2 separate regions of the Homo sapiens genome follow, and region 1 is linked to region 2. Evidence: chromatin loops called from intact Hi-C (ENCODE). Cell type or tissue: heart right ventricle. All regions are shown on one strand. Each heading gives the region's core, and the rest is flanking DNA. Links, peaks and the distances in the headings are about the cores only.

Evidence for each region. Peaks named below come from ENCODE experiments on the same cell type or tissue, not always from the same donor. Only the 100,000 strongest peaks of a DNase experiment are listed, where the experiment ranks them.
Region 1: a loop joins it to region 2, with 2.5 times the contacts of the local background. A loop is called at or near these places in 15 of 110 quality-filtered maps.

What each region holds. Positions count from the first base shown.
Region 1 is chr2:197,178,328-197,194,261 of GRCh38, forward strand. It overlaps ANKRD44 (ankyrin repeat domain 44), which reads right to left. Exons shown (of 28, transcript NM_001195144.2): 2 at 8,696-8,779. Among named protein-coding and RNA genes, the nearest start is that of ANKRD44-AS1, 12 kb to the right of the region's middle. RefSeq lists an enhancer at 8,213-9,412. In heart right ventricle, for the core only: no CTCF peak of the experiment used is centred there; a DNase peak (open chromatin) is centred at 6,844; H3K27ac peaks cover 1,447 bases.
Region 2 is chr2:197,004,395-197,020,328 of GRCh38, forward strand. It overlaps ANKRD44 (ankyrin repeat domain 44), which reads right to left. Exons shown (of 28, transcript NM_001195144.2): 18 at 9,117-9,318; 19 at 4,550-4,637; 20 at 3,412-3,529; 21 at 1,300-1,516. It also overlaps the pseudogene HNRNPA3P15. Among named protein-coding and RNA genes, the nearest start is that of PGAP1, 86 kb to the left of the region's middle. In heart right ventricle, for the core only: CTCF peaks have their summits at 7,837 (motif pointing right) and 8,048; no DNase peak of the experiment used is centred there; H3K27ac peaks cover 370 bases.

The DNA of each region.
Region 1 (15,934 bases), core at 2,679-10,678, 170 kb after region 2:
GGGCATGGTGGCACACTCCTGTAGTCCCAGCTACTTGGGAAGCTGAGGCAGGAGGACTGCTTGAGACCAGGAGTTCAAGGCTGCAGTGAGCTATGGTCATGCCACTGCACTCCAGCCTGGGAAACAGAGTGAAACCCTGTCTCTAAAAAAAAAAAATTTTAACTAAAAAAAAAGAATGACAGTATATCATTGTTTTATTTGAATCCTTAGATGCCATGTGAGGTTGAGAAAAAGATAAATAACCAAATAAAGAAATGGGCAAAGGACATGCAGAGGCCACTCACCAAAGAAAAAATGCAAATAGCCAAAAAATATATTAGATGTTTACTTGATTGACAAAGGTAACCACCTTTTCCATTATTTTTATCTTTTCTATTATGCTTAGAAAGTCCTTCCCCATACCAAGATTGCAGAAATATTTTCCCCTTTTTGTATTCCGCTGTTTTCATCTTTTTATTTTCTACATCTTGAATTTACCTTGGTATAAGAAATTAGGTAAGGATTCAGCTTTACATATTTACATCTATCTAGCAGTTGTCTCAATGCCATTTATTAAATAATCCATTCCAGCCCCAGTGATTTAAAATGCTTCCTTTGGCTGAGTGCAGTGGCTCACGCCTGTAATCCCAAAACTTTGGGAGGCTGAGGCAGGAGGATCACTTGAGCCCAGGAGTTTGAGGCTGCAGTGAGCTATAACCACACCACCGCACTCCAATCTGAGTGACAGAGAGAGACCCTGACTCTTAAAAAAAAAATGCATCCTTTATCCTATACCAAATGTCCATATATAGTTGCTTCTAATCCTGGACTTTCTAGTCTGTTCTACTACTTTGTCTATTCCTGTGCCATTAACATACTGTTTTGATTGCTATCGTTTTGTAATTTGTTTTAATATATTTTATGAAACCCTCCCCTCATCAGTTTTCTTTTTCAAGAGTTTCCTAGCTAGTCTCACATGTTTATTCTTCTAGATAAAGTTTAGAATTATTTTGTCAAGTTTCCCCACTCAACTCCTACCACCAAATCGCCCTGAATTTATACATTAATTTCAAACAATTACCATCTTAAGTATTGTCTTCTTTCTACCTAATAATGTGCCTTATTTATTCACAATTACATCCTCTGTCCAAATGCGTATCTAATATGAAGAAAGGGCCATATCCTTTATGTTTACATGCTCAAACTACTTACAAAGTACATTTTTAATTCTTATATTTTTCTTTGTACTACAAAAATGTCCAGTAATTGCAAAATAATACTAATGCCATACACTTGAAATGTTTCTCCATAGCTCCAAAACATCCATCTCTAGTATGTGAGGGTACAAATCATATACCATTATAAGATTTGTCTCTCTTTTGGAGGCTGGGTGTCTGGCCTCCATGTCCAGTGCTGGAGAGCTCAGGCCTCAAGCTGCTGAGCATCCTCCATAGGATAATTAGTGATGATGCAAACCAGACCTGCCTTTGCACATTTTAAATGGCCGTGAAGCCACATCTTTGAAGCCTGCTCAGTGCTGCCTGGAGTTCATAAATCATTCTTTACAGGGTATAGGTCAGGGCTTCCAAACTACAGCCCCACATCCTGGGCAGGGGTCCAACAAGGGGGGCGTGGATGAGAGTGGATGGGGAGTGTGACAATATTGTCAGGCATGTGCTGAGAGATGGGCACCTACCCTCAAGACAAAAAGCACCATTCTCAGATCTGTGAAAAAACCATCAGCTTTCCTCCACCTCCCCCACCCCGGCCCCTAATCAGCGAGCCAGAAACAGTGTCAACGTTTAAAGTGCAGGCCACTGCTCTTCCCAGAACACTGGGGCCCTTGGCTTCGCAACCATGGCATTTACTTTCCAGATGCATGTGGCCAGAGAAACCTTCATCACTGAATATTTGCTGATCTCATCCACAGTTAGCAAAACGGTGACCTGCAGGCCGGATTTGGCCCACGGATGTGTTTTCTTTGGCCTGCACATTGTTAGGTCATCTTTTGGAACCGACATTTAACAATTTAGAGATTTCCTGTATTTTCTCTTAAAAGTCTGAAAAGCCTGGGCCACACTGCACCTGCATTCCTGCAGGGTGCTTGATGAGAGCTGAGCCATTCATCACTCGTGATCACTGTGCACTTCTATCATTTATGGGACCTGAGTGTGCCACCGCCATTCCCTGCAGCCTCCTTACTCCCAGTGGTTTCTGATTCAGGTCTTGTTTAGAAGGTGCCCAAGTCTCTAAGCCGGCAAAACATCTCAGTCCTTCATCTTCATATCAAATTATTTATTAAAAAGAAAAAAAATCAAGTAGGATATATGTAGGTGAGAAAAATACATAAAAATCTAGAAGTTTAAAAAGCTGGGCTACATAGTTTGTATTTCTAATGTTTAAGAGTCTTAGACATAATATAATCAAGCAGAGAAAAACTTAGAGAAAAACTTAAAGAAGATATTAAATTGATCATCCCAAGTTCTTTGAGTGGAGCCATATTGAGTCCTTCTGGGTGGATTTTTAAAATATACTCTATTTTAAAAGAAATAGTGCAACACTTCAACATACACATACACATGCATACATATTACAAGCTTGCTATTGTAAATGTGCCTTATTTCTTTGAAAAGTCCCCTCATCATATAGTGTCTATTTTTTTTCTCACTTGGCTCTTGAGATTCAATAATTAATCCATCTGAATTAATTCCTGTAGTCAAGAATGGCAGCTGTAATAGGTTTCTCTCTTGTTTACTATACATTCCTTAGCAACATAAGCTTAGCTTGCACCTCCAGATTTATTCCATTGTATTCACAAAGCATCCCATTTTGGAACTGGAGAGAGTAAGCAAAATACACCAATCTACTTGGGTCAAATCCTATTAGAGCAAATAATAAGTGTTAACAGCTTTACAAAAAAAATTTTTTATAAAGTAGATGGATTAAAATGATCAACTTGGGGACAATTCAACTGAAAAAAGGATATTTTTGAAACTACTGAAAACAAAATAAAATGGAGGATGCACTGGATATTAAATGATATTGAGGCATCGTTGTTAATTCTATTTGGTATGATAATGTGTGTTTCTATTAATGATACTTTAAAAAACGAAATAAACATCATGGATTTGCTATCATGTGAGACTCACAACCCTTGGGACTATAATCTTTCACAGTTGTAAGAGACTTTAAACATTACCTCGTCCAGGCATGGAGAGGAAGTTTCAATTTACGTGCACTTCAATTTCATAGTACTATCCTGAGAAGAAATTTTAGTCTCTAAGACTCAAAGGAAAAAAAGTGCCATGAACCATTAGCAATGTTGGCCAGGGTCACAAGATAGGAGAATGGGGCCATATGTGCTACCATATTAGTCACCTTTCAAACTTCCAGTCTAGCGGTCTTTCAGGGAGCTTACTTCTTGCCAATTCGACTCATTGCTTCTCTAGACAGCTCTGTCTATTAAGTTAATTCTTATCTTTTGAGCTAACATCTTATTTTCTATAGCTTACAACCACATGACATAATGACAAGCCTAGTCTAGTTCCGTTTTAATTTGACAGTGTTAACTTAAACTATTTGGGGCCATTCTCTTGTCCTCTCCAAGTGTGAAACATCACCAGTTTCTTCAACCACTCTTCACATAGCATGGTTCCCTCCCCATCATCATCATTCACCACTGACAGGCGTCACTTTGTCTCTGTCCCTGTTCCAGTAGGACACAGTAAAAGTGTCCTCTTGACATCACATTGTCATAACATAATCCTCAAAATGCCTTTATTGAATTCAAATTTTGGTTTATAAAATCTCTGCCTTCCAAATTTTGAAATCAGATGCTATTCTCCATCTTGAGCTCAGTTTGGTTAGTCAGGTGGAGGCTTCTAAAATCTTTCTAGCTATCTGCCAAATCTGCGTCGATTTAAATAGATTTCTCAGAGTGTACAATGATCATCCCATATTTCCAGGCCCTGGTATGCCATTAACCACAGAAACCATAAAAAGACTCAGTGTGCCCCTCCTGACCCTTCAGTGGCTCCTCAATTCAATCTACAGATTTTCAATCTTACAAGGAGAATTTCCAGTCTTACAAATGATACCTGAGGGAAACTAACTAAGCTGGATGCTTCCTCTATTCAACAATTTATCCTCATTGGGAGAAATGAACTATAAGCTACCAAAAACTGGCTCAGCATAAGCAATAAAGTAGGGTTGAGTCATTCAGTCAAATGTGCTGCAAGGACTGGACTAGGCGATTGAGCAGATGACAGTGAATAAGATAGTGACCATGTCATCAAGCATATACAGTTTTCCCTCAGTATATGTGGGACATTGGTTCCAGGACCCCCACATACACTACAATCTGCACATATTCAAGTCCCTGAGTTGGGCCTGCAGATCCCAAATATATGAAAAGTCAGCCCTCCCTGTATGCAGGTTTCAGATCCCACGAATGTTGTATTTTCATCCTGCCTTTGGTTGGAAAAAAATCTGCATATAAGTGACCTGCCAAGTTCAAAGCTGTGTTGTTCAAGGGTCAGCTACAGTTTTAAGCAGTAGTCAACAGTGATTAATGCAGTACAAAGAGCTGTGGGAGTTGAGGGTAGAAGTAGGTTTCTTTGGCTGGGTTGAGAAGGTGGTAGAGAAGAGAGCAGAAAGGAAGTGAGAAGTAGGACAACTTAATGGAGGAAGTAGTAGGTATGGAAGGACACATGGAATTGGAAGGGTGGAGAAGTGAGAAAAGGGTGAGAGAATAGAATAAATCTCAATGAGTCAAGTCATGTGGTTAGTGGGGCACAGAGTTTATAAATACTATTGGGGGAAATAAAGTCTGGAAAAACACAGAGGCCAAGCTGAATAAGATGGCTTTCTATATCAGGATCAGTTAATGAATGGGTGATTTACACCAGAGAACATGTGACCCATCAAAAAGCGTGGAGAGGTGAGGGCAGGGAAAGGTGAAAAACTCAGAACCTAGGACAGAAAAGCATAATTAAGTGAATAAATGAGGGGAAAGAAAGAAAAGCAAGGGGTAAGAAGACAAATATGGCCTTCCAAGTTAGTGAGTAGTGGCTCCTGCACTATTTATTTTCCTTCCTTGACATTTAAATACATGGTTATCAGCCCCTTTTCCCCTTTGAAATGCACCTCCAGGCTTAGCTCTCCAATCCTTATGTGTCCTCCATCTGTCTATGCCTTTTCTTAACAACCACTTCTCTTAAACTACCTAATCCACCCCCAGCAAAAATAGTCACTATGACTCATCCCCAAGGGCATTGGCAAAAGAAAACCATGACAAGAGGACATGCTGGATAAGTGTGGGGTCAAATGATCTTTGTACACACCTGAAGGAGCAGAAAGGGGGAGTTAAAGGGAGAGTCTAAAGAGGGGTGAGTAGAACAAAAGGGCCTGTGGATCCCAAAAAGTGGTAACATCAACCTAAGAACTCAGGCCCTCCTTGTGTTCTTTATCCATTCATTCATTCATTCATTCAACCACTCTTGTGTTCATTTCTCTCCCTCCCTCCATCCCCTGCTTATCTGTTGCCACACACCCAACAGCCCACAAAGGCAAAGCAAATTCCTATATATCTCTCAAGCCTCAGGTTACACATCACTTTATCAGGTCCTCATGATTAACCTTCTCCCTACATAGCATCCCGGATTTTTTCTTTCAAAACTGCATCACAGTGTAATTTCTCATTTGTTGACTTCTCTGCTATGTTGTAAGCTCTATCATGGAAAGGGTGCCATCTCACTGCTGTGTCCCTAGCACTGAGCACACAGTCTCAACTCAATACATAACTATGGATGAATAAGACATCTCCCAGACAAATAAGTGGCATCACTAGAATTCTCTAAGACCAAAAATTGGTGTGGCCAAGATTGCTAACTACTCACTAAAATCCATGCCGTCTCTTTGGGGGCACACAGATACACTAATTCCTTACTCTCCCTCGTAGCTAGGTATGGCCATGGCTAAATTCTGGTCCATGGAATATAAGTGGAAGTGATGTATGCTAATTCCAAGCTGACCCATAAAAATCCTTCCATGGTGGCCGGGCGCAGTAGCTCACGCCTGTAATCTCAGCACTTTGGGAGGCCGAGGCAGGCAGATCACCTGAGGTGAGGAGTTCAAGACCAGCCTGGCCAACATGGTGAAACCCTGTCTCTACTAAAATATAAAAATTAGCTGGGCATGATGGCGGGTGCCTGTAATCCCAGCTACTTGGGAGGCTGAGACAGGAGAATCGCTTGACCCGGGAGATGGTGGTTGCAGTGAGCCGAGATCACGCCACTGCACTCCAGCCTGGGCAGCTGAGCGAGACTCCATCTCAAAAAAAAAAAAAAAAAAAAAAATCCTTCCATGCTTTTCCTCCATGCTCTTTTTCCCTTTGGGGTGGCAGGACTGCACACAACCCCTGTGGTGATCTTAGAGGCCACATGTTGCTACCTGGGATCCTGTTTGGAAAAGGACCACCCCTCTAATATGTTCATAAAGAGACCTAAACTTCATACATCATACATCCATCATACATTTAGGGGTCTATGTGTAACAGTAGTTAACCTATCTAATTCAGTGATAAGTTACAACTGAAGTTAGGCTCCCCTAACCTTTACCAGCTAGCAACTGTTTTGTCACTTTCCCAAAAAGAAATGAAGGCCATTCAGGGGCCAGTACAAACTTTTTTGGTATGTATGACAGAACAAAAGTTCCATTTGCTCATGATCATTAGGAAAATATAGTAACCATGGCTTGGGCTTCCCTGGGCTTGGGCCACAGCCACAAAACAGGCTGGGTGGATTCCCGTGATGTCAGAACACTGGAAAGGGAGCTTGCTGGCCTGGCCTTGGCTCAGAAGCACAGGTCGCAACCCGCAGGCCCTGGACAAATGCCCAACTGCCTTCTGGAGTAGCCTGTCCCTGGCCTCATCTGTGCTTACCTTGCAAAAATGTCACAAACCATTGTCCTGTTGTGCTTAGTGCCAGCTGGGGAGAAGCTGCCAAAAGCTTTTGCAAAAGCCACACCAACCTGCACTGCCATGGAACAATGGCTACACCAAATGACTCGCCTTCTGAATAAAGCATTCAGCCGACCAGACAGACGTAATCCACCTCCCTGTGGCAAAGCTCCTCTTACACTGAAGATGTAGTTGACAACTTCTGTTTCTACTTAACACTAGAGACTTTAAAGAGAACTCCTCTCCCTGGTGGACTTCAGTATTTCACAATTGAATTACATTAAGAGAATTAGTAGCATGTACTGTACATAATTGCTTGTTCAACTCAAATCTAGGAAACTACTAAAAGGGTAAATCATTGACTAAATCATTTTACCTTTCTTTATTGAAGGTTTGTTTTTTTGTGTCAGGACCTTCCAGATACAGTGATTCTTAATCTTTTGGGAGTCAGATACCTTTTTAAGAACTTGATGAAATAGTTTGATTCATTTCACACAAAATATGTATATAGTGCACATATCTACTGCCTGTGACTTCAGAGGGCACACAGGATGCCTAGTTCACCCACTGATCCCAGACCCAGAGTCATGAACCTTTTAGGGCAAGGGTCAGCAAACTTTCCCTAAAAAAACAGATAGTAAATATCTTTGGCTTTGTGAGCCACTTATAGTCTGTTTCACAACTACCCAATTCTGCTGTTGCAGTGCAAAAGTAGCCACAGATAATACATAAATGAATGAGTATGGCCGTGTTCCAACAAAACTGTATTTATGAACACCAAATTTGAATTTCAGGTCATTTTCATGTGTCACAAAATATTATTCTTCTCTTGATTTTTTTCTCAACACTTGAAAAATAAAAACCATTTTTAGCAGGAGGCCTGCAGAAAAAAATGTATGATGTACCATAGGTTGCCAACCACTGCTGCAGGGCATGGGTTCCAGGGGTTCATCACCTTGGAAAAAAAATTGCACCTCTATTATCACTGACTTCTGATTGGAATTTAGCATTTCCTTCCACTATGAATGTAGGCCATAAACCACAGTAGCAACATCAGTAACTGTAATGCTGTCACCAGCAGAAATCACAGGTATGTTCATATAACATTAGAGTTGTTGCACACAACTCAAAATACTGATTATGCTCATCACTATATTTAAATTATGCTCACTCTTAGATCTTCTGCTGTATCTGGTTATTTAACCAGATTTTTTTTTTGAGGTAGGGTCTTACTCTGTCAACCAGGCTAGAGTGCAGTGGCGTGATCAAAGTTCACTGCAGCCTCGAACTCCTGGGCTCAGGCAATCCTCCCACCTGTGCCTCCATCACTATGCCCGGCTAATTTTTCTTTTTTTTTTTTTTTTTTTTTTTTTTTTTTTTTTTAGAGACAGAGTTTCACCATGTTGCCCAGGTCTCAAACTCCTGGGCTCAAGTGATCTGCCCAACTCAGCCTCCCAAAATTCTGGGATTATAGGCATGAACCACTGCGCCCAGCCTAAATGTGTTATTTTTTTTAAAAGCACATATATTACCATATTACAAAGTATATTTTTAATATTTGGGTAACTGTATCTCAATAACTGATTTCCATTGTAACCCTAGATATTTTATTTCTTATATAGGGTTTAAGAACAGTGTCCTGAGAAACAGTCTGGAGCTTTCACCAGATATCAAGAGTCCATGGTATATAAAAGGTTAAGAGTCCTTTCCTGCTCCAGGCTAACAGGGCCTGAGTAGCAAAACCACAGTATCTCTTACCAGAGTATTCACATCTTCAGTTTTATGGATGAGCATCCGGATCTCCTCTGGATCACCGCTGAAGATTGCCTGAACCAATGGTGGCTGCAAACACAAGAGAATGGGAATCAGAACTAAAATTAATACATCTGATCACATACAGATGCAGATGGTGAGAAGATTTGTTCCTTAAAAGTTTATTGAACCATTATCAGTTGGCAGACAAAGATGAATAAGACTCAGACCAACCCTTACAAGAAGTCCAGTGGGGGAGATATTTACATAAAGAAATAACTATTATACAATCTGAAAGCCAGGCCAGATAGTCTCTAACCTGAACTATGAACTACAGTGAATGTACCATGAACACCACCCATCACTGAAACTTTGATAGGCCCTTAAATCCCTGACAAGGAAACTACTAAATCTGTGGTTTTGTGCATACAATCCCTGTTATGAATTGAATTGTATCCCCACCAACATTGATATGTTGCAAGCCCTAACCCCCAAAGCGACTGTATTTGGAGACAGGGCCTTTAAGGAGATAATTCAGATTAAAAGAGGTCGTAAGGGTGTGGCCCTGATCCAATAGGACCGGTGTCTTCATAAGAAGAGGAAGAGACACCAGAGCTCACGTTCTCATTCTCTCTCTCTCTCTCTCTCTCTCTCTCTCTCTCCCTCTTCTTCTCCCTCTCTCTCTTTCTTCTCTCTCACACAGGAGGAAAGGCCATGTGAAGACACAGTGAAAACGTGGCCGTTGGTAAGCCAGGAAGAGAGGCCTCACCAGAAACTAACCCTGATTTTGGACTTCCAACCTCCAGAACTGGGAGAACAAAAATTTCTGTTGCTTAAGCCATCCAGTCTATAGTATTTTGTTATGGCAGCCTGAGCAAACTAAGACAGTTCCCTATGATTCCTCTACTTCTTGTTAGACAATGTTCCTTGTTATCCTCAAATAATTCCATTCCTAGAGGATGCTAATGGCCATGTTTCTGGCCACCGGAACACTTTTGTGTCGGTATTTGGAAAACCCTTGAAATCATTCCCAAATGCCTCCCATAGCTTTAGCCAACAAGTACTGTCTTAAACATGATTACATCTACTGCTTATTAAAAGTAAGTGGCACGATGGCAGTTTAGGGAAGAAGAGGGGGGTGTTACCAAGCTCTTATTATTGAACTCATCTACATTAAACAAGACCCCAGCATGCAGTAGAAGGATCTATATAGTGTGATGGAAACACAACCAAAAGAACAGCTAGCTCCACTTGGGTAGGAGGCTGGGTGAAGACAAGGGTGTATCCAAAAAAGCTTAAGGAAGGCACCTTAATGAATAAATATGATTTGCTGACAGGGAAGGAAGACAGAGGAGGTACAGGTGTGCAAAGGTGTGGATGTGCAAAGAACCTGATATGTTACTGACCAGAGTGTGGGGTAAAAGAGGAACAGTGGCAGGCTTTAGGGTTGATGTTGGGCTTGCCTGCATGGCAAAAAATGCTATTCAAAGCCAGTCTCACACTTGCTAGCCACATGCAAAGCCCATTTCTACATGCAACTTGGGGGTGAGCATGATCATCGCTGCCTAACCTCCTCATGGGATTGTTATTAGGATCAAATGAGGTAGTACATGAGAAAATGTCCTCTAACCAGACAACCCTACATAGATGTTTTCATTAAGAAATGTTTCACGATGACAAGATGGAGTAGTTGATAATTTTCTTTTAACCTTAAGATCCTTGGTAATTATGCACACACACACATTCACCCAAAATTCTAGAAATATCTTAGTCCTAGTAGTCGATTAGATGACAGCAGTTTCCCCAATGTGTCTGACCATAAGAATCACCGGAGATGCCTATTAAAAAAAATAGTCCCAGATCCCTTTCCTAAGGATATAATACATTCAGGGTGGGGACCTGCAAATCTAGATTTTAACAAGTACCTATCAATTCTTAGGAACTGGTGGCAAGCACTGGCCTCAGGTGAAATCACTAGTGTCACATACCTTGACCTCACCCTGTGATCTGCTGTTGGGAATGTGAGTTGTCATTTTCCCTATAAACCCTCTTTTCTCTTTTTATCCTCCTGTTGGCTTTCTTACAGGTTATGTTGCTGTTTATTGCTAGTTTGGGGGACCAATATAAGTACTATCAGTAAGACAGAGTAAGATTCCTTGAGGAAACACTATGTAAAAATGTCAAGGTGCAGAATGGATATTTCAATATGCCAGGAATTTGTCCATGGGTTTCTCCTCTGCCATAAAAATTCCCAGCAAATGAACATATATCTCTTTTTCTTTCTCGAAAACACCCTCTCAATTCTGCTTCTTGACAAGGTGTATGGATAGTTTCTGAAATTGCCAACAATTAAGTAGCAGGAAAGAAGTCTTGAAAAGAATACAAGTTTACTGCTAGTTCAGTCTTAGCTACTTACTCTGCTTAAAGACAGGCAGATCCTTCCACACTCCCCCTAACTACCTGCTAACCAAGTCTCCGTTCGGGTTACATCTGCCCCGTGGCAAGGACCACATTTCACACAAGACACAGAGCCAGACACAAATTCAGGGTTTCGACAAAAAAAAATATTGAATCTTGTTTATCTGCTCCATAATTCTCCATCTGCTGTGCTCATGGCCAAATGCTCATGTGTGCATTTCTGCCTTTTTGGACCTTAAAAGAAAACAAGCAACAAACCTCCACAACCAGAGAACGATAAGTAGAGGCAGTGTCTGACAAGATTTTCATGTTAAATCAGGAGTAGTCAATCAACAGCTGAACAGTTAAGATTCCGGGGAACAAACCCAACACAGTAGTTAATGCACCACTACTTAGTCACTTTAAGGGAACATAATGAGGTGAGCAGAGTCTCCCAGTTGCGAGTGTACGGAATACATACATTCTGTTGCATTCACTCCGTCCTCACACTTCTGAAGAAAGGCAAGCATTCCAAGCTATGGCTGGAATGTTACCAAGGAGAGGCATCCCAAAAAAGCTTCCAGAGAAGGGCGCCAGCACAGTCCTCAGCAGGGAGTGGTGCCTCTGGGACTAATGCTGCTAAAAGCTACTTTATAGAGAATTGTCAAGGCACAGAATCCCCAGGAGCCATTAGGAAGAAGAGGCTGAGCTATCATTATAACTCTTCCAATACTGAAGTCACATATATGCATACATATGCACCTAGGTACATATGCATACCTATCTACACTCAGGCATGCATGCATAGAGACACATGTTGAGTCATACACAAACCCCTTCTACTTCCCGTGGAATAAAAAAGCAGCTGTTCTCCACATCCCAAAGCCTTGCTATATGGACATCTCTAGCTCAACTGTGCCATGTGGCTACTGAGACATCGCCTTCACAATTATGAATTTAAGCATCATGGGATTTCAAACTAGAACTTCACAGATAACGTGCTTTGCTTCAACTGAAGCTGTGTGTTTGTATGGATATAATTACTGAATGGAATGCATAATGATTCTTGAGCAAGTAATATTTATTTTTTAAATATTATGACTGCTTCTTCTTTTTTTCTCTCCACACTCCCAAAAACATTCCCAGAGAGCACTTTGGCACTCCTTTTTGTTGGAATTTTAATGAGATCCTGCTGTTTTATTTTTCCCCAGGTAAACACTTAACCTAAGAAAAAATATTGGGGAAAAGATATATCTAAATACTATATTATATGATGTTTAAGGCAAAGAATATTCTAATTACAATATTCTTGCTCATAAGTATTAAGGACATATATTCTGTTGTTCATTAATTTGGCAACCATCATAACTTTTGCAGCTTTTGTCTTAACTTAAATAAGGCTTAGAAGCAAAGTCCTACCTGCACAAGAGCAGAGTCCCAAGCCTTGGCATATACAGATATTTCTTTTTAAAGTTTCACACATTTTAGCACTAGCATATATAACACGAGTGCTTTGTGTACAGTAGGGTACAGAGTTGAATAAATACAAAATTGTAACAAGGGTCAAAATTGAGAAAAACAAATAGTGGTAGGAAAAAAGGAGATTCAGATACCATGAAATCATTGATCATCATCCCCTAAAGAAATTTAAATTCCTAAGAGAGGTATGCAGTCTTTTTAGCTTCAATTGCTAGAATTTTCTTAGCATGCTTAGCAGCTGCAAAATGATTGTCAGTGCTGCAGATATTGGTGCAGTGCCTCTGGTAGATTCAGAAGACAGAAGGACACTTCCTGGGCCAAATTTACCAAAAGCACAAGTGGGATTTGTTGTTCAGATGGGACCTGTCCTTGCCTTCAAAATCACCAACAACTAGCCCCCTACTACCTTTCCAGGAGTGTTGACGGCTGCCTTCTAGAGGTGAATGTCTGCCAAGCTGATGACACTTGACCCCTCTAAGATAGAAATGGGGAACAGAAAGACCCCTTGATCTTATAAATTTTGTAGCTGAACTTGCTAACCCTTGGAACTGAAATCTAATCAGCCGAAAGCCACTTTCTCTACCCACATCCCCTATCGGCACATCCAATAAAATATTCTGTTTTTATTCTCACCCTGAAAACAAACTGGGAAAATACCAGACTTCCAAAAATAAAATGCTAAATCAAATATGTACTAGGGATAGTTATTCTCAAACTTTGAAGTAGAGTCAAAATTCCACTAGGGGGAGCAAGATGGTAATTTGTTACCTGGGAGGTAAAAGCAAAGGTTCAGGATGTGTAATTAAGGAAGTAAGGTAATTGAAAAATCCACTTCATTAAAAACATAAAAGAACTCAAGCTTCTGAAAGAGTTCTTAGTCATAAGTAAACATGCACACCATGCACATACTAAAACAAACAAACAAAAAAACACCAAACACAAAAAATTCCTATTGATCCCTGAGGATCCAGGTTTTAGAAATAAGAATAAAACTATCTAAAACCTACGTGCTAAGGTATCATTTTCATCATCTGTGAAATCCAATTCAATTATTATGTCAATTCCATGAAAAAAATATGCTACTGATGTCATCAGACACACCCTCCATTTAAGAATGAAGCCCATCATGGGTTCTACAAAGAGAGCCAAGCTAGTTTAGAGTATCCACTCCATCCGGCTATGAAGTCATCAATGCCCTCCCACATCCCGCAAAATCCCCTAATGAAACCACCATTTTGATTTTTGCTAAAACCACTGTATAGTATATTTCACTTTCCCTTTGCCAGAGTTGCATGCTCTGTACTAATGAATTGGCTTTGGAAGATAGGCAGAGTGACAGAGGCTGTCATTGAGCATTGGTAACTACAGTCAATGGTAATAAGCCCAAGCAGCATCCAGGGATGCTCCAGCATTTCATTCTAGATCCTGGTGTGTTGCTTGTGTTTTTCTGATTAGATCGGGAAAATAAAGACTCCAAGTCTAAAAGAAAAACATTTTGCATTCCAATCAGAAATGGGTGTTGGGAATCAATCAATAGCCAAGAAGGAAAATTTGATATTCCTAAACATCTGTCCCTCCTTGAGCATTCTGAGTACATATGTCATTAAAGTAAGATGGGAGTGTGTTATCAGTAGCTGATAGCTGATACAGCAATAATCTAGCCATATGAAGCCATCAACTTATATGAACAAGCTGAAACACTTCGTTAGGTAACAACTGTTTTTTGTAGGAGCCAGTGCTTGCACTTTTGTGAAAGGATAATAAAAATTTGTTCAAGTCACTAGATTTAATGAACAAAACCTGCTAACTGAATTCATGTGAGTTCTGCTGTATGATCTCCTGCAAGGATTTCATTGAGTTCTTCCTGAATATAGATCACCCTTTACTTGAGAAGTTCACTCCATCCCAGAAAGATAATGATTATCATAAAATCAAAATCTGTTCCTCTTAAGTACCATAAGGACAATACAAAAATATACTGAGTCCTTATAAATACATTTTTTAAAAAATCAGGGAGTGAGGCAGGACTGCATGTCTGAAAATGTCTCCTACAGGCTATGCTGCAGAGTAAATATATATAATATTTTCCATTACTATTAAAAACAGAAAAAACATAAAATTCCATGTTATAGTCATGCCCTCCAAGTAGCATATTTGTTAACTCTATATTTAACATTATGAAAAAAGAATTACATCTAATTAGAAAATGGAGAAAATTAATTTATTACCTAATCTTTTCCCAATGAAAATAACACATGGGTACTGACTATGAAATAGTTACTCAAGGACCAACTACCCCAATTACCCAATTTTTGGAACATTTAATCCTTTGTTGCTCCTTCCTTTCCTGAGATTCTCTTTGGGTGTTTCTCTGCTCTTTAATACCACTAGTTATCACCCTCACCCGATGGCCAACCCAAAGTAAAACAAAATTCAACTTTGTTACCAGTTACAGACAAAAAGTTGGGCCAAAGGAAGTGATGGAATAACAGTATCAGTTAAATTGAAATCTGGAGGCAATGTTAATTTTTATTGATTAAAATGTTAATTTTTATTGACCTCCTTTTTTTCCATAGTAGAAAGATTAATGCTATGGTATCAGACTGACCAATTATTAAATCCAATCCATTTCCGTTTCAGTTTTCTCATCTCTAAGATGGGGTTACAATAGCCATTTTATAGATGTGTTTAAAAAATAACGTAACGGCCAGGCGCGGTGGCTCACACCTGTAATCCCAGCACTTTGGGAGGCCGAGGAGGGTGGATCACGAGGTCAGGAGATCGAGACCATCCTGGCTAACACGGTGAAACCCCGTCTCTACTAAAAATACAAAAAAAACTTAGCCGGGCCTGGTGGCGGTCGCCCGTAGTCCCAGCTGCTCAGGAGGCTGAGGCAGGAGAATGGCGTGAACCCGGGAGGCAGAGCTTGCAGTGAGCCGAGATCGCGCCACTGCACTCCAGCCTGGGCAACAGAGAGGGACTCCATCTCAAAAAATAAATAAATACATAAATAAATAATAAAAAATAACACAACATATGCAACACCCCCAGCACGGGGCCAGATGCCTGGTGTGCACGCAATAAAAACAGGGATGATTGTTTACCTTAACAAGCTCAAAAACCTTCATAGACAAGTACCTTTATGTGCATCCTAAAAAAGGAAAAATAAGAGATCTTGAAAGATTTCCTAAAATACTACAGAGTAAATAAATTGAGTTAGGATTATAACCCACTCAACACCACCTCTAAAGCAGAGGGGCCCATCATATTGGGAGAGAAGCTTTTACAGGCCTGGGAGCAAAAATCAAACTGAGCATGACTTGGCCTTTGTTACACTCAGCAACCTCGAAATTGTCACACAGTCCCTCT
Region 2 (15,934 bases), core at 3,840-11,839:
CATTCATATCACATTCTTATCACCAAGACAAGGTGCTCCCACAAGCATACGAGAAAAGATAAATAGCTCAATAGGAAAAAAGTGAACAGTGGATGGAAAAAGTAATTTCTAGAAGAAGAAATACAAATAGCCAGGGTACTATTAGATAGGGAAATGCAAATTGAAACAAGAAGATACCTTTTGCCTCTCAAATCGACAAAAATTTAAAAAGGTGTTATTCTGGGTTGGCAAGCATGAGGAAAAACACTAACTTTTATACAAATGTTTGGTGAAATAATAAATTTTGATATCCTTTTTGCAAAATAATATGGTATAATTTATTAAAATTAAAAAATACACAAACCCCCTTACTCAATAATTTTATTTCTGGAAACTTATCTGAGAGAATTTATGGTACCATAATATGGACATGCACATTGCTGCATTGCTTGTAATAGGAAAAAAGAAATCTGAATGTCAATCCACAGAAACCTGGTTGAATAAATAATAAGTTCTGGTATACATATTGCTATGAAATAATATACAACCATTATAAGATCAATCCATATTGATACATATTGACTTGTAAGAATATCTGCAATACAATTTAAACACCAACAAAAAATTATAGAATGGCTGCTATTTGTTCTATAATTCCAGTTTCAAAAAATATACACATTAATTTATAATTATTTATATTTTCAAAGGAAAAATTATGAAAGATGCACACAAAATTACATTAGAAAGTAGGTTTAGAAATGGAAACAATTTTACTTCAGATATTTCTGTACTTTGGAATTGGTATAATTAGGATGCATTTTTAAATTAAGTGAAATACAAATTTAAAAATCTCCCAAATAATAAGTACAACAAAATAAATAAGGAATATGAAACACAACAAACACCAAAAGATGAACCATGCATCTACTAGTAATCAATTGTGACAGGTTATTAAATTATATACATATATTTGGTATTAGTTTTATTATTTTAATCCCTTGTGGGATCCTGGTTATATTATATAGATCAGAAACCCTGAATAAAATTGGTCATTTAAGCTTATCGGTTCTGATTACGGTTAAGTGTTAATGATTAACTAAAAGGGGAAAGTGAACTTTTACTCAGTTAAGGCATCACAGCAGCTGTGGAGGGGTGAGAACTATTAAAAAAACAAACAAAATACACAAAAAAGATATCTTGGATGCAGAAAGATTAGAAACCATGGTTTGCAGAATTACATAAGGCTCTCACCTCCACTGAGCTCACAGTGGTCCTGGGGTAGGAAGTCTAGTGGAATCAGTCAAATGATAAGCAACTCACCATTGTAACAAGCCCAGTGCAGCGGCGTGTAGCCTTGGTTATCTTTGAAACAACAGTCCTCCTCAGAAAGAGCCATTTGGAGCAGCTCGCTCAGCCACGTGGCGTGGCCACGAGCAGCTGCATAGTGCAAGGGCGTCCTCCCTCTGGAATCTTTACAGAGAATTGACACTTCTTGTTCCAGCAGCATTTGCACACATTCCTCGTGTCCTGTCATAATCTGATGCATTGTAATTAAAAACACAAAACAAACCTCAGAAGACTAAGGAAGCAAAGCAGTTGGCTAAGTGAGGCTGGGCTTAGAGCAAGTGGACATATGCCTGGGTCTTTAAGGAAGGCAGACTCTGTCCTATTTCAAGGGCAGAAGGCAGGACAACCTCAGCAAAATTCATAACAGAAAAATCTGTGAACATCAGCATTTTCGAAATATCTCTTGCCTCTCCTGACAACTGTGAAAGATATCATGATGCGGCCGGGCGTGGTGGCTCACGCCTGTAATCCCAGCACTTTGGGAGGCCGAGGCAGGAGGATCACTAGGTCAGGAGATCGAGACCATCCTGGCTAACATGGTGAAACCCCATCTCTACTAAAAAAAATACGAAAAATTAGCCTGGCATGGTCGTGGGTCCCTGTAGTCCCAGCTACTTGGGAGGCTGAGGCAGGAGAATGGCGTGAACCTGGGAGGCAGAGCTTGCAGTGAGCCCACATTGCGCCACTGCACTACGGCCTGGGCGACAGAGCAAGACTCCATCTCAAAAAGAAAGAAAGAAAGATATCATGATGCAGCAGTAAACATGAGTTTTAGAATCAGGAAGATCTAAGTGAAATCTTGGCACCCCTGTGACAGGTCAGTTCGCCTCTCCATCCCTCACTCTATTCACCTATATATAAGAATAGTAATAACAACTTCAGAGGACGTTGTGAGGACTGAGATAACAGATGCAAAGGCTCTCAGCTTGTTGTACAGCACACAGGAAGCAACTGAGAAATAAAAACTATGACTGTGACAATGATCACATAGCGTTCCTCTTCTCTTCATTTATCAGTGTACTTGGTACCAGCCCAAAATAGCAATTTTATGATTTCTGCTTGTGTTTACTTAGTTTATTTGGCATGCTTTAAAAAACAGTTCAGAGGGTGCAAGTGGCTAATGCCTGTAATCCCAGCACTTTGTGAGGTGGAGGCAGGAGGATCACTTGAGCCCAGCAGTTTGAGACCTGCCTGGGCAACATGGCAAAACCCCATCTCAACAGAAAATACAAAAATTAGCTGGGCATGCTGGCATGCACCTGTGGTCCCAGTTACTGGGGGGAGTTGAGGTGGGAGGATCATTGAGCCTGGGAGGTGGAGGTTGCAGTGAGCTGAGATTGTGCCACTACACTCCAGCCTGGGTGATAAGAGTGAGATTAAAAAAAAAAAACCAAACACTTCAACAGATGTGTGCAAATAATTGCCCACAGGATACATATTTTGGCATTATTTGTAAGGACAAACAATTAGAAATTGCATAACTACTGAAAACCAGGTAATCATTGAAATAAACTATGACACTTGAACACAATGAGGCATTAAAAATCATGATGCAGAAAAAAATGAAATGAAAAAAGATCCTTGATATACTAAGAGAAAAAAGCAGAATCCAAATGATATCTTCAGTATTCTCTTTTTAAAATCTAAAACAAATCTATATATAGAAAAAAGATTGGAGATAATATACATCAAATAGTGGTTATCTCCAGGAGGTATGATTACTGGTGATTGTGATTTTCTTCTCTGGGCTTTAAAAAAAAATATTCTGCAAATTTTCTATGATATACTTGTATTTTGTAGTCAGAAAGCAGAACCAATTTCACCAGCAGTAGGTGTTCATGCATCTATTATCACAATCTAACATGAAATCTTAAGAGCAAAACCTTCCATTATTTTGCCTTTGCCAAGGATTTTGTAATTTCTTTTGGACTGAATAAGGTTAATTGGTTGTATTAGGAAACAATTTTTGCTAAACATTTTTTGCTAAAAATCCAATCAAAGTAGGCCCTTTGTAATTGTTTGCTAAAAAAGAAAACAAGCTCATTAAAAAAATTGCTTGACTAGAGCTGAGAAAGATGTACATACCCCTCTGTGTAAAGCTGTGCATCCTAGGATGTCAACAGTGTCTACGTTGGCTTCCTTTTCAAGTAACAATGAAACAGCGTCAATATGTCCATATGCTACTGCAAGCATCAGTGGTGTTCTAGGCAGAGAGATAAAGCAGGCTTTTAAAAAGGAGATTTAAAAAAATATTCATCACTACCAGTAGGAAGACATTCTCTTTCTCCCATTCTCTTCCCCTCTCCTTTTGACAATTTCTTAATATTTTCTAAGTGTCCCCAGTTTGCTATACAATATGCAGAACAAGCTATCTGCCTCTGCTCTAATGGCCACATGGAATGTTGTTAGTGGAATGATCCCTAGGGATGAGGCAGGGGAAGCTTCCTTTTCAAAATATTCATGTTAATCCCATCATTTTCAGATCCATGTAGCATTTACTAGATATCAAGGGCGGGGAGTATGTGTATGCAGAAGCCCCTCTTGCTTCCATCAGAGCAGCTCTACTTTGTAGTATTCTATGTTGGACTTCTGCTAAAGATTTCATTTACACAAAGCTTCTTTCCCTAAAGAAAAGTCTGTCAAGTCTCCGGGAAAGAATGAAGTGTTGTGATGCAAGAGGGAGGTGAGATTCTGACTATCACACTGATTCACATGCCTGGGGCTAGTCACTGCTGACTTTTGCTCTGCATTTCCTATTTGTAAGAGAAGATTAGGTGGGGAATATGCCAACAGAAGGAAATTACTTTGAAAAAGCAAAGTTGAGGAAGAAAAGGCATCTGAAGGATTTTAATAATAGAGATAACCTCATGAGGTCTGTCCTATTTATTAATTAGAAAATGGCAATGGTGTAGCAGCTTCAGAAGAAGGTAAAAATGGGCGGAAAGAGGGAACAAAGGAGAGAATATAAATAAGAGCCGGGAAACATGGCCACAGCCCTTAAAAAGGTGATCCTTTCATCAAGACATGTGCACACCCACTCCTTCATGCTTTTCTTGGATATACGCACTGTGACTTAAAGCCACCTCATTGTGTATTGGTCCTGGTCCAAATATATTCCTCCAATTTCTCGGTTCCGCAGTCAGCCTTGTAATGATTTAAGAAACCAACCAGGTAGCTGCTGTGATTGAAATGTCAACCCAAGGCCACGTGTGAGCGCACTTACTGTCCTTTGGCATCTTTCACATCGACCGCCTCCGGGTTGTCTGCAATTTCTAGCAACAGCCGTAAACACAGTGTGTGACCATTAATTACTGAAAAAGAAAACAGTGGACAGTCTTTTAACAGAACAACACTACACATATCTCTTCCAAATGACTTTTTCTTTTTTTTGAGATGGAGTCTTGCTCTGTCGCCAGGCTGGAGTGCAGTGGGGCGATGTCATCTCATTGCAATCTCCACCTCCCAGGTTCAAGCTATTCTCCTGCCTCAGCCTCCTGAGTAGCTGGGATTACAGGCATGCACCACCATGCCTGGCTAATTTTTGCATTTTTAGTAGAGACAGGGTCTCACCATCTTGGCCAGGCTGGTCTCGAATTCCTAGCCCCAGGTGATCCGCCAGCCTCGGCCTCCCAAAGTGCTGGGATTACAGGCATGAGCCACCAAGTGACCTTCTGAGACAGAATCTCACTCTGTCGTCCAGGCTGGAGTGCAATGATATGATCTTGGCTCACTGCAACCTCCGCCTCCCGAGTTCAAGTGATTATTCTGCCTCCCGAGTAGCTGGGATTATAGGCATGCACCACCACACCCGCTAATTTTTGCATTTTTAGTAGAGATGGGGTTTCACCATGTTGCCTAGGCTGGTCTTGAACTTCTGGGCTCAAGCAATCTGACTGCCTTGGCCTCCCAAAGTGCTGGGATTACAGGCATGAGCCACCGTGCCTGGCCCCAAGTGACATTTATTTGGACTTCAAATCAGTGGTTTTCCATTGTTGCCGCTGGATCCCCCTCGGCTTCCAGCTCAAGGTAGTTTCCAGGCAGAGTGCCTCTGTGTTAATCTGTCTTCCCCCTTCTTCCTAGCAGGGTGCATTGATCCCCACCTTCCTTTTCTAGTTCCTGTGTTGAGGGTTTTTTCTTACACTTGGGGTCCTTTCTTATCTCCTGTCATGGGACTAATAATCTCTCCCCACTAGTCAGCTCCCCTTTTTGTTCCTCTGAGTCACCCAATTCCATATAATCATACTGTATCTACCCTGCCTCCAACCCCTTTAAAAAGAAGGAAGAAGGGAGAGAAGGGAGTGGAAGTGTGAGGGGAGCAGGAGCAGGATGGAGGAGGAGGAGGAAGGCGAGGAAGGAAGGAGAGAAGTGGAGGGGAGAGGGGAGACGGTCAGAAGGGAAGGGAGTAGGGACCTGGGGCCGCCTCTTCTCCCAGGTCGTTTTACATTCTGAGGTAGATATTCAGAAGAGGTATTCCTGCAATAGCTCTGACTGATGGGTGGTGGCAGAAAACAAAACCTCACGCCGGCTGGGTGTGCACGCTCCATCCGCTCACTGTTGAGTGACGGTCCCTCAGCCCCACGGTCACCGAGCCACAGGCGGCGCTTTCTCTGACTTCCCAGGCATCCTCGTGCCTGGCCGAGGTGTGACTGGGCTCCCTGGGAGCCCTTTCCTAGGCCAGACTGGGCCTCCCCCTGCCCCTCCTCGCCCAGCGGACCGAGTGGGGGCCAATGTGGGCAGGAAATGCGGCCCCCATGCGGGGCAGGCCTGGACCGGCTGGGGCGGGAGCACTGGATGCACTCCTGTGCACACCAATTCCAGGCAGCTTTAGAAGGCTGTAGTGGTCCCACAGGGGCTGGGAAGCAAACCTGTGATGATAACCTCAGGGTAAGCTGCTTTCTGCCAGGCTATTGAACGCAAACCAAAGCCTTATGATAGGCATGACTTCCCACTCAGGGAGTAAGATGAGAGCAACCGTGGTTAAAATTCCAAATGTGACCTTCTCTCCTCTCTAACAATGAGAAGGCCACAAAGTACATTGTATTTGCCACATTATGGATGTGGAGAGAGAAGGGAATAGACGCCGCTATGTGAGGTTGATAAAGGCTCTCCTAAGAGCTGCATTTTACAGACCTTTTATTTGCTTGCCAGCCACGAGAGAATGCTAATTTAACAATGACACATTTTTTCAGGGACAATACATACATACTGGAATTAGCTTGCATTCATCAACAGCACTCAAATGAACTACAGGAATAATGTGCACATTTTGTAGACCATTGCATTCAGCTAATTCTCAGCAACATTCCATTTATGTATCTCGGGAGGAAATTCTGTGGATTGGAGTACAGGTAATATGTCGTTGCTGCTGCTGTTATGTTTTTTGTTCTTACAATTACACTAAATCTGCTACCATTGGTGAAGTAGGCAAGAAGTTTAATGTATGGCTAAAAGGAAATGACTGGCAAAGGACTGACAGCTGAATACTGCAGATGGCAGGTTCATGAACATGGAAAAACAGCATATTTTGACTGGTTCCTCTTTCTGTAGCAACTTAATACTCTAAATAGTCATAATCATAATAGTTCAAGTGACATTTGATATTTGGCTAAACATAAGAAGAAAAAAATTATCTAACTTCATATAACTCACCCAATGTGTTAGATAGCAAAACAGTTTCTACAGTTGTGCTTTTGTTTTGTTTTGTTTTGTTTTTTGGTACAGTAGCTTTTTGAACTTAGCTAATAGCCCTCAGGTATTTTTTTTTTTTTTTGAGGTAGAGTCTAGCTCTGTTGCCCAGGCTGGAGTGCAGTGGCGTGAACTCGGCTCACTGCAACCTCTGCCTCCTGGGTTCAAGCGATTCTCCTGCTTCAGCCTCCCGAGTAGCTGGGACTACAGATGCACACTACCATGCCCAGCTAAGTTTTGTATTTTTAGAAGAGATGGGGTTTCACCTTGTTGGCCAGGCTGGTCTCGAACTCCTGACCTCAGGTGATCTGCCCTCCTCGGCCTTCCAAAGTGCTGGGATTACAGGCATGAACCACTGCGCCCAGCCCCTCAGGTAAATCTAAGTTCCCCTGAAGTTGGTAGCCAAACTTAAATTCTCTTTGGCTTCCTACACACTACATTTCTTTTTCCCCAAATTGCCTTCTAGCAAAAAGATGCTAACATCTTTAGCTCTGCTGCCAAGTTCAGCTTTGTCTCAGACCAGCTCAGCCTCTTCCTATGAGTGACAACCATTTTTCACACGACTCAAAGACTACAAACTGTCACTCCAACTATCTGTGCCAAAACCTCTCATACTCGTCCTGGCTCTTGCTCCTCATAGTGCTCTGAGGATTTGAAACTCAAAATATTGGCCTCTCAAAAAAGTTGAAAAAGATTTTGGGTAAGCAGATCCTCAAAGCACACGCTAAAGCTTCTGCACAGTAGACATTTTGTGAACAGTCCAGTGACAGTGTCTTTTTAGTGAATGACAGGAGGAAAATCCAAGCTGACTGAGTCTTCTTGACCACTAGGGGGCTTCACTGGACCACAACCCATATCACACTGGCAAATGAGTGAAAATGATTGTTCTTCATTGTTTACCTGTTTATAAGGGCGATTTTCCACAATCAAAGTAGGCCCTTTGTAATTGTCAGGAATTATATAATAACAAAAATAGGATGCTTCTCTTAAAAATAGCAACTAATCTTTTAAAAAGGAGGACAAAATTTGAATTTTATAATAATAACAAGAATGGCTGGGGAGAAAAAAGACTAAATGTGATGAGAAATGAGAATTTATAATTCAACCACACCAACTATTACTAACCTTATGGCTAACGTTTTTTTTTTTTCCAGCAACAATCATTTCCAAGTAAGTAGGCAACAATTAGGTTTTTTCAACCTCTGTATTGTTTTTCTTCAGTGGCTTGGAAATTCAGGGACATAGATGGAAATAGTTTTTTACAAGGTCTATCATTCTGGGAAAATTTTCCCAAGTAACAAGAATCATAAAGTCTTTTGAAAAAGTATCTTCACTTATTTGCTTCCTCAATACACCCATTTCACCAAGTAAGACAGTTATTTATCGTTACAAAATGTTATCTACTACCCTAATCAAAGGCTGATATCACTGGATTTCCTGAGCCAAAGATATCTATGCCTTAGCTGAGCTAGAGACTCTTCCATATTACCCTTATGTCTGTGTATATATCTAGAAGTGTCTTGACACAGGTTTTCATGGGCATGGAAGAAAAATCCCAGAAAAGGCAAATGACTTTCTTTTTGATATATACATGTACTTTTAAAGCGTCTTGATTTTTACATCGATGTGTAAAAAAGCTAAGAAACATCATTTAGGCTGGCAGAATGATGTACTGATTGCTGCCTTATGATTCCTTATGCGAAATAGCCCTGAATACATTAATATGAATATGAAATAGCCATAAAACCTGCTATTGGTTTTATGCTTTCAAATACTGTTTGATTTTGATGTATTTTGTTCTATGTAACTTGTTCTGAAGATTGCATTACACCTTGCCCTTTGTTCAGAATGTTTTGTGGTAGCTTTTAGCCAAAAGTTCTGAACTCTCTTTTGAGTTAACAAGGCCAGAGCACCTGGCCAGAGAACACCAATCACCTCCAAGAGGATAGCAGGCCAAAAGCATTTTGGAAGTGTGGAAGTGCATCTGATGTGGAAAGAAAATTGATATTTAAAAAACTGGGATGAAAGAAGATGCTGCTTTCCTTCTATTAAAACTTACGAACAAGCCACAAAACTAGGGTAATCAGGCCCTTGACAAGACCTACCTGAGGCATGAAGTGGGGTTCTTTTGGTTACATTGTCTTTCACAAAGATGGATGCGCCCTGATTGATAAGCGCTTCCACACATTCTGTGTGTCCTTTAAAGGCAGCCAGATCCAGAGCAGTGCGGCCTTTCTCATCCCTGATGTCCAGGTCCACCAACGACTGCAGAAGGACTTCCAAGGCTTGATGGTGCCCATTGTAGGCCTGCAAAGAAGAAACCAATGGCTCCCATGCTTGCTCGCTCACCTCAAATCCCGCCACAGTCCACAGGAGGGGCTGGGCTTCCTGGGCCATGGATAGAGACCACTCCCAAGAGCACGTCAGAAAAACACTTGGAATATTTATTAAAACTCAGGCAAGCTGGAGAGTTAGACTGAAACACTACAATGCACAAACCTCACAGTTCCATATGAGTTTCGTGTTCTTTCTCTTTTGTCACATAATTTGCTCCAAAGACACTGAATGTATTAATGTATTCTTATATTTATATCTACTGATCTAATCATCTAATATAAACTAACAGCTGAATGAATTACCATATTCTTTTATCTGTCAGTTCAGTCCTAAACATATTGGCATAATCAGAATTTTTTTCCAGGAGTCTTTTCTGATAACAAACCTGGGGGAAAAATTACTAAAAACATTGTGGACTTTGAGATACAACAGAGGCATGTAGATGTTCTGTTATAGGCCAATTCTATACTAATTTCTAACTGTGTGACCTTAGGTGAGTTTCTTAATTTCACTTAGAGTTTGTTTCTTCATGTATAAGATGAGAGCAATCAAAGCTGCCTCCTAGGGTTGCTGTGAAGATGAAATTGCATAGGCTTTGCAAAATATCTTGCATGTAGCTAGTGCCTCTTTTCTCCTTTATTTCTTCCCCTGATTACAATGAAAAACATTTCATTATAGAAACAATTATGGAAATACACTCCATGTAGCAGCACTAAGTTCAGACCTTTTATGAGGTCCTAAGCTATGTTAAGATTAAGAGGCTTGTCAGACACGGTGGCTCACACCTATAATCCCAGCACTTTGGGAGGCCGAGACGGGTGGATCACTTGAGGTCAGGCATTCGAGACCAGTCTGGCCAAAATAGTGAAACCTCGTCCCTACTAAAAATACAAAAATTAGCAGGCATGGTGGCGGTGCCTGTAATCCCAGCTACTCGGGAGGCTGAGGCAGGAGAATTGCTTGAACCCAAGGCGGAGGTTGCAGTGAGCTATTATCACGACTCTGCACTCCAGCTTGAGTGACAGAGCAAGACTCTGTCTCCAAAAAAAAAAACAACAAAAAATGATGCTTTGTACCATCAAAAAACAAAACTAAAAGTCTGAAAGATAATTTTTATTGAGTCTATAAGTTAAAAAATGTATTAGCTGCCCCCCACCCCACCTCTCCACACACAGGCAAAGGACACTGAAAATAAGAGAAGGGAGCTCAGGTTATATGGGGTGAAATGGGTATGGGGGACATGGTCAAGAGCAGTTGAGAAAATTGTTTATTGGTGGCCTGACTCTGAAACTACAGATGATACTTTAAGAGAACATTTTGAGAAATGGGGCACATTCACAGGTTGTGTGGTAATAAAAGACCCCCGAACAAAATGTTCCAGGGGCTTTGGTTTTGTGACCTACTCTTGTGTTGAAGAGGTAGATGCTTGACCACATAGCATTGATGAGCATGTAGAGGAACCAGAGAGCTGTTTCTAGGGAAGATTCTGCAAAGCCTGCTGCCCATCTAACAGCGAAGAAAATATTTGTTGGTGGTATTAAAGAAGATATAGAGGAATAGAATTTGAGAGACCATTTTAAAAGGTATGGCAAGATTACAACCACAGAAGTTATGGAAGACAGGCAGATTGGAAAAAAAGAGAGGATTTGCTTTTGTAACTTTTGATGATCATGCTACAGTTGATAAAACTGTCATTCAGAAACACCACAATATTAATAGGCATAACTTGGAAGTGAAAGAGACCCATTCTATACAAGAGATGCAGTCTGCTGGATTGCAGAGAGGTCGTGGAGGTGGATCTGGCAATTTTATGGGTGGTAGAGGAAACTTTGGAGATGGAGGAAGTAATTTTGGCTGTGGTAGAAACTTTGGTGGAAGAAGAGGCTATGGTGGTGAAGGTGGTGGCAGCAGAGGTAGTTATGGAGGAGGTGATGGTGGGTGTAATGGATTTGGAGGTGATGGTGGCACCTATGATGGTGGTCCTGGTTCTAGTGGTAGAGGGGGCTATGGTGGTGGTGGACCAGGATATAGAAACCAAGGGGGTAGATATGGTGGTGGGGGATATGGTGGTTACAATGAAGGAGGAAACTTTGGTGGTGGTACCTGTGGTGGTGGTGGGAACAATAATGATTCTGGAAATTATAGTGGGCGACAGCAATCAAATTTTGGATCCATGAAAGGGGGTAGTTTTGGTGGAAGAAGCTCAGACAGTCCCTATGGTGGTGGTTGGGTCTGGTGGTGGAAGTGGTGGATATGGTAGCAGAAGTTTCTAAAAACAGCAGAAAAGGGCTAGAGTTCTTAGCAGGAGAGAGCGATGAGTTGTCAGGAGAGCTGCAGGTTACTTTGAGACAATTGTCCCAAATGCATTAGAGGAATGGTAAAAATCTGCCACAGGAATGATCATCCATAGTCAGAAAAGTTACCGCAGCTTAAGCAGGAAATCCTTCTTGTGCAGGACTGTCACAGCCACCGTTTGCAAAACGTCCAGCTATTAATTAATGCAATGTAATGCCATTTAGATGTACATTCCTGAGGTATTTTATCTGTCGTAGCTTTATCTTTTTCTTTTTCTTTTCATTACGTCAGGTATATTGTCTTGTAAATTGGGGTAGTGGTATGAGGATTAAAAAATTAAGGCATTTTTAACTTTCAATATTTGTGTAATTCCATTTTTCTACATTTTAATACAGAAACTAACAAAATGCAGTTTTGAAGGTGTTTCCTTGTGAGTTAACAATAAAGAAGATCACTATTAATTACTATTTTGTATGAATTTTATTAAAGTTAACTGTAAAGAAACAACTGCTGACTTACAGTTTAAAGGGAATCTATTCTCCCCATTTCCAAACCATGATCTGAATGGGCACTGACAAGTGGAGAGAATGGATATCTGTATGTTTGCAATGTGTGTTTTAGATAAATAGGACTGGAAATTAGCATATTTGTGAATTTAATAGCATTAAGATTACCTTCAAATGAAAAACAAAAACTCAGAATTCACAAAAAAAAGAAAAGAAAAGCCTGATTCCAGTGTCTTCAGCAACCAAGTCTCCTCTTATGTCACTCGCACTTTTTATTTTTTTACTGCAGCTATTACTCAAGATACAATTTGTTTGAAAAAAGGCTCAGCACAGACAAAAGACTAATTTCCTTAATATATAAAGAACTCTTGGAAACCATTTTAAAAACTAGGAAAATACGCAAAAGGCATGAAAAGGCAACTCACAGAAAAAGAAATAAAAAAGGTCAATAAATATGAGAATATGTGAAGAAATAAGTAAAATTTTAAAGTATGATTTTTCACCTACCAGATTGGCAATGATTAAAGTTTGGTCATGCCCAGTATTAGATAAGACACTGAAAAAAGCAATCATACACTCTGTTGGTGAGAGTATAGATTGGTGTGACATTTGTCGAGGGTGGTTTAACAAAATCTATCAAACTTTTTAAAAAGAGAAAAGAAGTTGCAAACAGTACTTAAAGCATGATCTCATTTATATACAAAGCAAATATATCTCATATATATAGGCTTCTATATTCATAGAAGATTTGTAGAAAGATACAAAAGAAGCTATCAATGGTACTTACTCTAGAACTAGGAAGTAGAGTAATAAATGCATGGACTTATTTTACCTTATCTTTTAAAATATGGTTTGAATGTTTCTTCCTGAGTGTGTGTTAACAATGACAATAACAAAAACTACATTGAAAAGGAGACAGAGGAATTAAGAGTACAGATACATTAAATATTTTTTTCTCATTACATTATGTTTGTGAATGATTTTGATTATGTTACATATTAAACCTATATATCATTTATAATAGGTAGTATAACAACTCATGCTGATGAATCCCAAAAGTATATCCCAGTCCCACTTCTCCCTTGACTTCTCAACTTGTATGTCCAGCTGCCTATTGATGTTCCCACTTGAATGTGTAATAGGCATCTCAAACTGAAATCTCCCTCCCAAAACTTGCTCCATCTGCAGCCTTTACCATCTCAGTAAATGGCAACTTTATTCTTCTAGTTGTTCAGGCCCCAAACCTTACAGTTGTCTTTGTCTTCCCTCCTGTTAAACCCAGGGCTATTGCCCTGAACAAGGAAGGGCTCTGGATAATAGAGCCAGTGGGTGTTGAAAAATAGCCCTTCCCCTCCTTGCTGCCCTAGTACAGGGAAGTGTCTGCTGAAAGCAAGGGACACATTTGCTAACTCACATGGAGATGTCATTAGGGTCTCAGGTATCTGGCAGGAATCTGGCCTAATTCTCACAAAGTGCTGTATCAATGCCACTTTCAGGGCTCATCATTTCTATTCTTTCTTTAAAATACGTCCAGAATCTGTCTTCTTCTCACCGCATCACCAACCTGTTTTGCCAGGATTACAGCAAAAGCTTCCCTTCCTATCCTTGTCCCACTGCAATCTGTTATTAATGCAACCATTGGGTGAAATCTTTTAAACTCGAGTTGGGTCACATCATTCCTTGCTTAAAACTAGCCTATGACGTCTTCCCTCACTGATACCAATATCCAAAACTTTCCATGACCAATCAGGCCCCCAGAATCTGGCCTTCCTCTACCCTCAGTTTCAGCATGTCCCCTCACTCACTCTGTTCCAGCTGCACCAGCCTCCCTCTATAGTTAAATAGCTGCATGTCCCCCTCTGGGCCACTGCATCTGTACTTTCTGCTCCCTCTGTCTGGAAAGCTCTCCCAGTAATTCTGCTCAAATATCACCTTATCAGGGGGGCTTCCCAGAGCAGCCCATGTAACATATAAAATAGGCTCTGCCCTCCACCTCACACATACTCCCAGATACTCTCCACCCCACTAATCCTGCTTTCTTCTGCTTCATAGCACAAAACTGATATCAATGGATATCTGTTATGTATCTATTGATTTGCTTATTGTTTGTGATTGAAGGGACTTAATGTGGGTTGTTCCTGCTGTATTCTAGAATCATGCCTGGCACACAGTAGACACTCAATACTTACTTGATGAATAAATGAATGAATATAATGACTACTATATTTATTACTATTTTTGGTAGAAATATGTTTTTTAAACAGCAATTATTTTTTGAGGGTTTTTTATGTGCTGGGCACTATTTCAAACATTTTAGCATAAATCCCAAACATCTTTTCTTATAGATGAAAAAACCAAAACAAGCAATGTTAATTAACTTGTCCAAGATCACTTAGTTAGTAAGTGACAAAATCAGGATTCTGAACCCAGAATCTGTCACTACTAAATCTCACGCTTTTAGGTGCCATCTTACAATTTTCCCCAGTAATTCCATTTAGTTGACTTCCAGACAAAATTCTCTTGTCTCTATGTGGAATAGAGACAAAATAATGGTGACAGAATTGAATAACAAATATTGAATCAGAAACCTAAACCCTTTCTATAGAAGACTCAACACAGAAATGCAGTGGCTTGAGCGGAGCTATGAAGCGAGAAGGTACACTTCTGGGACTAACCTTTAGACTCTTGCTCTTCTACTACACACAATGCCTGGCTTGAGACAGGAGAATGCATTTCTAAAATAAATTGCTAATAGATATGTCTAACTTTCTGATCTGTGCTTGTTATGCAAACCATAGCTGCACAGGATAGTAAGTCTCTATTCTAACCTAAACTCTGAAGCAATAGCTAACTTTTATGGAGCACTTGCTGTATGTCAGGCAGTATTGGGCATGCATTGCCTCACTGAATTCTCACAACAACCTATGCTCTGCTCCTGTTATTCCCATTTTGCCCAGGATGACACAGAAGGGCAGAGATGATAACCAGCTCTCCCATGGTTACACAGCCTAATGTGGAGGAGCTGGGTTTCAAAGGTGGACCAGGCTGACTCCCAGAGCCCAAGCTGTGAGGCTTTTCACTAGTGAATATGGAAAGGGCGCAACATGACCATAAGTTATATGTTCCCGTAACCTTTTATTATAGGAAATTCCAAACATAAACAAATAATAGAGGATGGTATAATGAATTGCCGTATACCTTTCACGCAGTTTGAGTCATGAACAGCTCAGGGAATAGGCGATTTCTTTTTTTTTCTTTCTTTTTTTTTTTTGAGCTGGAGTCTCATTCCGTCGCCCAGGCTGGAGTGCAGTGGTGCCATCTTGGCTCACTGCAGCCTCCACCTCCCGGGTTCAAGTAATTCTCCTGCCTCAGCCTCCCCAGTAGATGAGATTACAGGTGCACGCCACCATGCCCAGCTAATTTTTGTATTTTTATTTTTATTTTGTATTTTTAGTAGAGATGGGGTTTCACCATGTTGGCCAGGCTGGTCTCAAACTCCTGGACTCAAGTGATCCACCTGCCTTGCCCTCCCAAAGTGCTGAGATTACAGGCGTGAGCCACCACATCCGGCCACACAAGTGATTTTAAGCCAACTCAGGAGCACTTCATGTAAAACTTGAGATAAAAGGAGTGCCTACATCAGTGTGTACATCAGGCTATGACACTTGACTCCAGGCTTAGTCTGTCGCTTAAACTTGGACTTAACTTGCTTAAGTTAAAGAGACCTAATACTAAAATCAAATGGAGTGAACCATGCTGGCAATTAGGAAAGCTTTAAAATTTCA